3 separate regions of the Homo sapiens genome follow, and all the other regions are linked to region 2. Evidence: chromatin loops called from intact Hi-C (ENCODE). Cell type or tissue: CD4-positive, alpha-beta T cell. All regions are shown on one strand.

Evidence for each region. Peaks named below come from ENCODE experiments on the same cell type or tissue, not always from the same donor. Only the 100,000 strongest peaks of a DNase experiment are listed, where the experiment ranks them.
Region 1: it touches region 2 in a loop (28-fold over the local background); 6 of 110 quality-filtered maps call a loop at or near these places.
Region 3: it touches region 2 in a loop (5-fold over the local background); 4 of 110 quality-filtered maps call a loop at or near these places.

Annotation. Positions count from the first base shown.
Region 1 is chr15:78,708,191-78,710,690 of GRCh38, forward strand. All of the region lies in intron 1 of LOC105370913 (a long non-coding RNA gene), which reads right to left. Among named protein-coding and RNA genes, the nearest start is that of CHRNB4, 68 kb to the left of the region's middle. In CD4-positive, alpha-beta T cell, CTCF peaks have their summits at 1,429 (motif pointing left) and 1,636; a DNase peak (open chromatin) is centred at 1,381.
Region 2 is chr15:78,112,453-78,114,952 of GRCh38, forward strand. The region is part of intron 2 of CIB2 (calcium and integrin binding family member 2); the gene reads right to left. Among named protein-coding and RNA genes, the nearest start is that of CIB2, 18 kb to the right of the region's middle. RefSeq lists an enhancer at 1,006-1,095. In CD4-positive, alpha-beta T cell, a CTCF peak has its summit at 944 (motif pointing right); a DNase peak (open chromatin) is centred at 929.
Region 3 is chr15:78,750,091-78,752,590 of GRCh38, forward strand. It overlaps the pseudogene LOC646938. Among named protein-coding and RNA genes, the nearest start is that of ADAMTS7, 60 kb to the right of the region's middle. In CD4-positive, alpha-beta T cell, CTCF peaks have their summits at 1,159 (motif pointing left) and 1,358; a DNase peak (open chromatin) is centred at 1,131.

The DNA of each region.
Region 1 (2,500 bases), 600 kb after region 2:
CTAATCCCATTCATGAGGGGGCTCCTCCCTCACGATTTAGTCATCTCCTAAAGACACCACCCCTTAATACTATCACATGGGGGTTTAAGTTCCAACATGAATTTTGGAGGAGACACAAACATTCCAACCATAGCAAATATACTTTACTAAAAAGAAAAAAAAAGGAAAATCTTGTCTCTAAACATGATATTTTAAGTGTTTATATATTTACAGCCCAATTTTCTGCTTGCTTACATAGATATTTGTGACCATGAGTGTCATTCTTAGCTGAGAAAATGTTCAGTAAATTTAAAAAAGCCTCACATTATCTATTAATATCTTACTCAGATAAGATCAAATTTCTAACCTAGATTTTAGGTTAAGATAGAAACCCATGGTCATTTGCTGCAATGTGAGAATGACACAGAGAGATATTAATTAGCAGAATTCCACTATAAAACTAAATTTAAGGGCACAGTTCTCTACTAATGACTCCTCCAGACAAATCAATTACTTGGATATCAATGAATCAACTAAAAATGGAAGTGAGAACAGTTTGAGTCCTTTTTGCAATGGATGGATGTTTACGAGACTATTAAGTGAAGACGGTTCAGAAACAAGGAGATAAATGGCATGCTAATTTGGGGTTGAATGGAGTAATGGGGTGATCTTGGAAATATAAGAATCCTGCTTAATGGGGCTTGTCTGCTTGTAATTTGATAAACTAATATATGTAAATTCAATGAGATAAAGGACATGAGCACTCAGAACAAAATTACAGGAATAAATTTAGCAAAGAGGCACCAAAGTTGAGATAAGGGTCACTGTTCCACGTCTGACATCTTTAATTCTTGAGTCATGGGGATGGTAAGCCAGAGAACAGAGTCTTCTGACTGGAAGCTAAAACCAGCCTTTGGGGTGGGTTCAGAGACACTGTTCAGACTCAAGATGCGAAAGCAGATGTTGCCCTGTTGAAAATATCCCAATTGCAAGGGCATTTTCAAAGACAGTGGTGCTTGGGGGAAAGAGAATGCTGTGTGTTTAAAAAGAAAATAAATTAAAAGAAAGAATGGAAACAAGGAAGAAAAAGTGACCGGAGGGTAGGGTTGCAATATGTTCTGGTTTGCAAGGTACAGCTAAGGTTATGTCTGTTGTGCCGGTGCAATTATAATAGTGTCCCTTTCACTCTCCGAAGAATTTGGATGATAAAGCATATGATCACCCTACCAAAGAGAGGAAATGAGCCAGACGACCCATGTGTCTATTTCAAACAGTGTGGACTGATCCGCAGCCCTGTGCCACTGCCCAGATGAGCGGTGTGCACAACCTCTGCCTTGCCCTACCCCGCCCTGCTCGGGTCTCCAGGAAGGCTGGAGCGGAACCCTCGGCTCCCGCGCTGCTCTGGTGCCACCTGCAGGTTATATGCGGGAACTGCTTCTCTCCACCCTACTACCCTCCACCCAGCCTCCCGACCCCGACCCTGGATAGCCTTGGACTTGGCCAAAAGACATTCAGAGCACACGAAGCCCTGGCTGGGGAGTGGGCTGGACCCTGCAATGAAGCCCGCGTTACAGAATCAGACGAGCCCAGCTTAAACCAACAAGGCCAAGCTCCTCCTCTTCCTACCCACTCCTGTCCTGTCTCATTTTGTAGACGGGAAACTGAAGCCTAATTCAGATTTTTCGTTGGTAGGATTGTGAAGCATACAGCTGGAGCCTCCCAGGTGCCATTCCCCACATCTGTCTTTCCGCTACCACTTTAGGATAGTGAGGAAGCAAGAGAGCTTAAGCTTACTAAGCTCCTACTGTGTACTGGGCACAGAGTGGACACTTTTCTCTCCAGCCTCGCAATTGATGGGAAAGAGGTGATTATACAACTAGGAGACAGGATCAGAGTGGGCTAGCGATGTGCTTACAGTCTCTCAGCTGAAACTGGAACCCAGGGGTCTTTGACTGTAAAGCTAGTGCTCGTTTTGGGTCTCCAGCTTGAGCAATAGTTGCAAAATGCAAAGAGCACCTGAAAATCTAATATCAATCCATATAAGACTGTATTGTAAACAGAAACATGGAGTGTCTTTGTGGGGGTGATGGCAAGGTGGGGAGATTATCTCAATTCTATGTAACCTGGGAACTCTTGGAGGAAAATGAAGCATGACTGAGTGCAATTTGTCTGATAAACAAAATCTGTCAGGACGTGGGACCTTATTGGTCCTGGGTAGTGAAGGTAAGAAATCATGGTGCTGGACCTTTCTTAAAGTGCTTATAAAATCACTCAGGGCCTCAGTGCCTCCACCTTCTCCATGACCCCAGGCAGTTTCCCCATCTGTCTTCATCCTACTGCCTGGCACACTATCCATCAAACTGCTTTTGGGGTTATGTCTCAATAAAACAAAAATCATGGTGGGAGTCATTTACACCCTAGTGAGAGTCATCTAAGATTCCCTTTTCTTCTCAGACCTTTTAGCTGAAGTTGGTTATGAGAGAGGATGGGGAGGGGGAAAAGGGTTGGGGCGAGCACTCTT
Region 2 (2,500 bases):
TGGGAGGCTGAGGCTGGAGGATCACTTGAGCTTGAGCCCAGGAGTTGGAGGCTGCAGTGAGCTATGATTGCCCCACTGCATTCCAGCCTGGGCAACAGAGCGAGACCCTGCCTCTAAAAACAAAAATTGTGTCCATTAAGTGCTGCCATGGGTGGGACAAGTGTAAGGGGCATTGACTGTGGGCTGAGGTAGGTAACCTGCCTAAAGTGATGTCCTAGGCTGCTGGTGAATGGATTAGGTATGACCCTGTATCTCCCAGGCTTGGGCCGGCCCTGCCACCCCCAAAGCCAGATCAGCCCAGGTCTCCTTTTAAGTGGCTTGACCCTGTGACACACCCCAGGCCCACCTTTATCAAGCCATTCAGCACAGCCACCCAACCTTCCTTGGGTTCTACCAGTTCTTGTGGTCCTGCTGCCTACTGTCCTTAGCAAGGCACCTGACTACTTACCCAGCTCAAACAGATAATAACACCAGCTATCGTTTAGCAAGTGCTTACTCTGTGCCAGGCCCTGAACTAATCTTCTCTGTGGATTGCTTTACTTATTTTAATCCCCAAATCACCCTGAGAGGTAGATATTAGTCTCCCATTTTCAGGTAGGGAAAACTGAGGCTCAAGAATCAAGTGTCTTCCCCATCCTACACAGCCAATGAGCAGTGGGAACAGGACTTGAACCCAGGACCTCTGGACACCAACCACTTGGCTCCTCCCTGCAAGTCAAGCCCTGGTAAGCACATCATCTGCTGGTTCAGAGCCTGTCCAGGGCAAATGAACAGTAAAATGCCACATGCCCACTTTGCCAGTCGCACATTCCTATAAAAGGGTCTGAAATTACAAGGATGTGCCATGACTTGGAGACAGAGCAGGAGGGGAAAACCCCTAAACTTGTACTTTGGGTGGGAGGAGGCTCAGCAAATGCCAGGGCGGTGGGATCAAGCTGAGACTCTCCACAAGAGGGCACTCAAGGACTTTCTTTGCTCCTATTTCTTGCATAGAGGAAAACTACTTTTTTTTTTTTACACTGTCCCCAAATAAGGAACAACCACTTGTTTCAAAATTCATGCATCTTCTTTCTTTCTTTCTTTCTTTTTTTTTTTTGAGACGGAGTCTCGCTCTGTCGCCCAGGCTAGAGTACAGTGGCGCGATCTCGGCTCACTGCAAGCTCCGCCTCCCGGGTTCAGGCCATTCTCCTGCCTCAGCCTCCTGAGTAGCTGGGACTACAGGCGCCTGCCACAATGCCCGGCACATTTTTTGTACTTTTAGTAGAGATGGGGTTTCACCGTGTTAGCCAGGATGGTCTCAATCTCCTGACCTCATGATCCGCCCACCTCGGCCTCCCAAAGTGCTGGGATTACAAGGCATCTTCTTTCATAATTCATGCATCTGGTACTTTGACATATCCATTGTGCTTCCAACTGCTACATTTCCCACTTGACCTTGACCCCACCTCATATGTGGCAGTGTGATGTTGGAGTGTTTCTAGGGGTTGGCCTACACCTCTGAAGTTTTGTGGGATGGCTGCAGCAGGAGCATGAAGTCAGGCTGAGGTTGGAGCCCTGCCTACACCTCTCATTAGCAGTGTGGGTAAGTGGGTTAATCCACTGAAGGATAAGTTTCTCTATCAGTAAAGCAGGGGCTATTCTACTGTTCTCACCCCTGGATGTTCATAAAACCACTGGCCTTCAACTGGCAGCTTTTAGCATGCTGCCTGCCACGTCAGAGGCTCCCTGGAAGGGGTGGACTAGGGAGAGAGGCTATGGGTGCTTGGCAGGGTTGAGGAGGTATCCTCTGGGGTGGGAAGGCCAGCTTCTACCCTGGGACACAGATCTGTTCTAAAACAGTAACTAAAATCACATTGGAATTTTTCTTTAAAGAAAAATCCAAGGAGAATTTGAAAACCCAAATCACTGTGAAAGAAACTCTAAGCATTGTCAAAGAACCACATCTCTGTCACCTCTCCCCCAATAAAGGGCACTGAATTCAAGAAGAGTTATATATTAGTCCTACTGTAACATCCAGGACCAGAAACCATACTTACGCTACTTGAACTGCCCCCGAGTATGAGGCAAGAAATGTGAAAACTCTCACTTTATTTTACAAAGTTAACAAGAACCCTGATACAAGAACCTAATATGTAGCATCCAGAATGGACCAATGGCACTTGCATAGATAGATGAAAAAGTCTTATAAAATAACATACTGGGGGCCAGGCACAGTGGCTCATGACTGTAATCTAAATGTGCTTTGGGAGGCCAAAGTGAGAGAATTGCATGAGGCCAGGAGCTTGAGACCAGCCTGAGCAATGTAGTGAGACCATGTCTCTACAAAAAAAAAAAAAAAATTAAAAATTAGGTGGATGTGGTGATATGCATCAGTAGTCCTAGCTACTCAGGAGGCTAAAGTAGGAGGATCTCTAGCCTGGGCAACAGAGTGAGACCCTGTCTCTAAAAAAAAAAAAGATAAGTAAAGAAAGAAAAAAATAGCATACTGGTAAATCAAATC
Region 3 (2,500 bases), 640 kb after region 2:
AATTCCTTGGTCTGAGAGTGGGCAAAGAGGGAAGGAGGTTGGGACCTGATACCTGTGCCACCCTGGCCACCCCGCTGGGCCCTGCTAGGACTGTGTGCTGGACTTGGAGCCCCAAGTATGGCTTTTCAGATGCGGCTTCTACACTGCTTCAACTTGAAGATCTGCGTCCCCACTGCCTTTTCTCACTCAGATGGGGACACTGAAGTCCAGAGGAAAAGCCACCTGTCCAAGGTCACAGATCTGGAAGGGGACCCAGGACCTGTCATGCCACCAGGACACCTGTCTACTCAGTTTAAAAAAATTTTTTTTGGAGGTAGGATGTCGTTCTGTCACCAGGCTGGGGTACCGTGGATGAGATCACCACTCACTGCAGCCTCAACCTCCTGGGCTCAAAGTGATGCTCCAACATCAGCCTGTTGAGTAGCTAGGACTACAGGCACGTGCCACCACCAAGCCCAGCTATTTTTTAAATTTTTGTGTAGAGACCAGGTCTCACTATGTTGCCCAGGTTTGTCTCAAACTCCCGGGCTCAAGTGATCCTTGACTTGGAAGAGCCCTGTGTTTCTGGCCTGGGCAGCCAAGTATTCAGGAACCCTCCCTGGCCACACGGTCATTGCCTGTTCTGGGCCACCCTCATCCGTATATCCCCTGGACCGCAGCTGTTGGCTGCTCTGACCCTGAGAGCCGATTTGGACAATGGGAGCTGAGGTGCTGGCTGAGGCCATGCCAGGCTTCCTGGAGGTCATCGCTATTTTTAGTCTTTTACTGGGGAGTGTGTTTGTAATAGTTTCAGGCTTACTAATAGCACCAACAAGAGTGCCCTGATTTCTGCCAAATGAGGAGGGATATGGGAATCATATTTGCGGGGGAAATTTGATTCTGAGTCCTGGGGTGAGCCTGGGGGGTTTCTGTTCATCTCGTGTTGGGTCAGGATTGCCGAGAGTGACAGGGAGTGAGCTCACCCATGCCGACAGCTAGGGCAGTGTTGGGAGCGCCGCTGCCCTCAGTTCTGTACTGGGTCCCAGGCGCTGCCAGGAGGAGCCGAGGCGAGTGGGCGTGGCTCTGGCGAGTGCCCGCCCCTTCCCTGGCACCGCAGGCCGACCTGGCCCCTCCCACACTGCTGGGCCTTGCATGGTCCTGCAGCGCCTCCTTGTGAGCGGCTCGCGGTACGGTCTCCCCTGCAGCTTGCTTTAGAAAGCGGGGTCGCCACACCAACAGGTGCTTTAAAGAGTGCCAAGGCGGTGGCAGGCTCCCCGCTGTTATCAAGACTGCAGGGGCCCATAACCCGCCTCTGGGCTGGAGCCTCAGTGTTTTAATGAGCTTCCCAGACTAGTGGTTGCAAGGAGGCCAGTCCTGCAGCACAGCGATTGGCCTTCAGAAACACAGGGAGGGAGTTGTGTGGTCAGCTGCATTCAGGAGACGGGAGTTACACAGGATTGAACCACGTTCTGCAGCAGGACTTCTAGGAGCCTTTTAAGGCGCTGAGCATCGTCTCCCAAATTTAGCTGACCATGGGACACCTTCTCATCTCCCAGAGGAACCTTCCAGGCCTGAGGCAGAGGTGGGGTCTGGCTTCCCGGGTGCCAGCCTGGGCCGAGGGGTCTCTGTCAGCTCCTGACTGAGGAGCAAATGAAGAATTATACTTCGGGCTCGTGTTCTGCAGCACAGGAGTGTTGGGCGCCGTAGGTTTGGGGTTTGTGGGGGCTGTGGGCTGACAGCTGTTGGGGAGAAAGGACTGGTGGTGGGGACCCTGTGCCCCGTTCACACGGAGCCTCCTCCCACCTGCTGGGGCTGGCAGCCCGGTCTGCAGAGCCAGGCAGGAGGCGGAACCTGAGAAATCCACACGCGGGGACCCCTGTGCTTGGGCGTTCTCTGTTCTCTGGTGCTCCCATGTTCCAGAACACACACTGGTGAATTCGGAATTTAAATAAAGCTGGCCTTTCTGACCTTAAGCCTCTGGATGAGAGTTAAGCATGTCCAGGTAGTAGTGGGTGTTTTGAAACATAAAAGGTTGCACCCTCGTGTGTGCCTGTGTTAAAAGGAGCCCACGCAGCCGACAGCAGCAGGAGCAAATGGCCTGCTCTGATGGGGACAGGCAGGAAGTCCTTCGGGGCATTTCTGTTTCATCACAGCTTTTCCTGGGGCTGGTGAGTCTGTTGGGCCTTTGGTTGACAGGGAAGCGCATGAGCCCATGTTGGTGGATACAAAGCATCTGGGGCCTGGCAGAATCCAGAGAGGGGAAGATGGTGGCCCCAGTGTTGGAGGAACTGGCCTATTTTGTGATCCCCAGAGACCAGTGTGACTGACCCATTAGTGCTACAAATCCATAGCCAGGCCTCAGGACAGCTTTTGGTTTTGTTTTTATTAAGCCACTGACCAGTGGTTAGGAGCAAGTGGATCATAACCTTAACATTTTATTGAAAATTGGAGCCCTGACCTGGGGATGTGAAACCCACGAGCTGCACATTTCTCTGTAGACTGCATCTGGACACTTGTCACA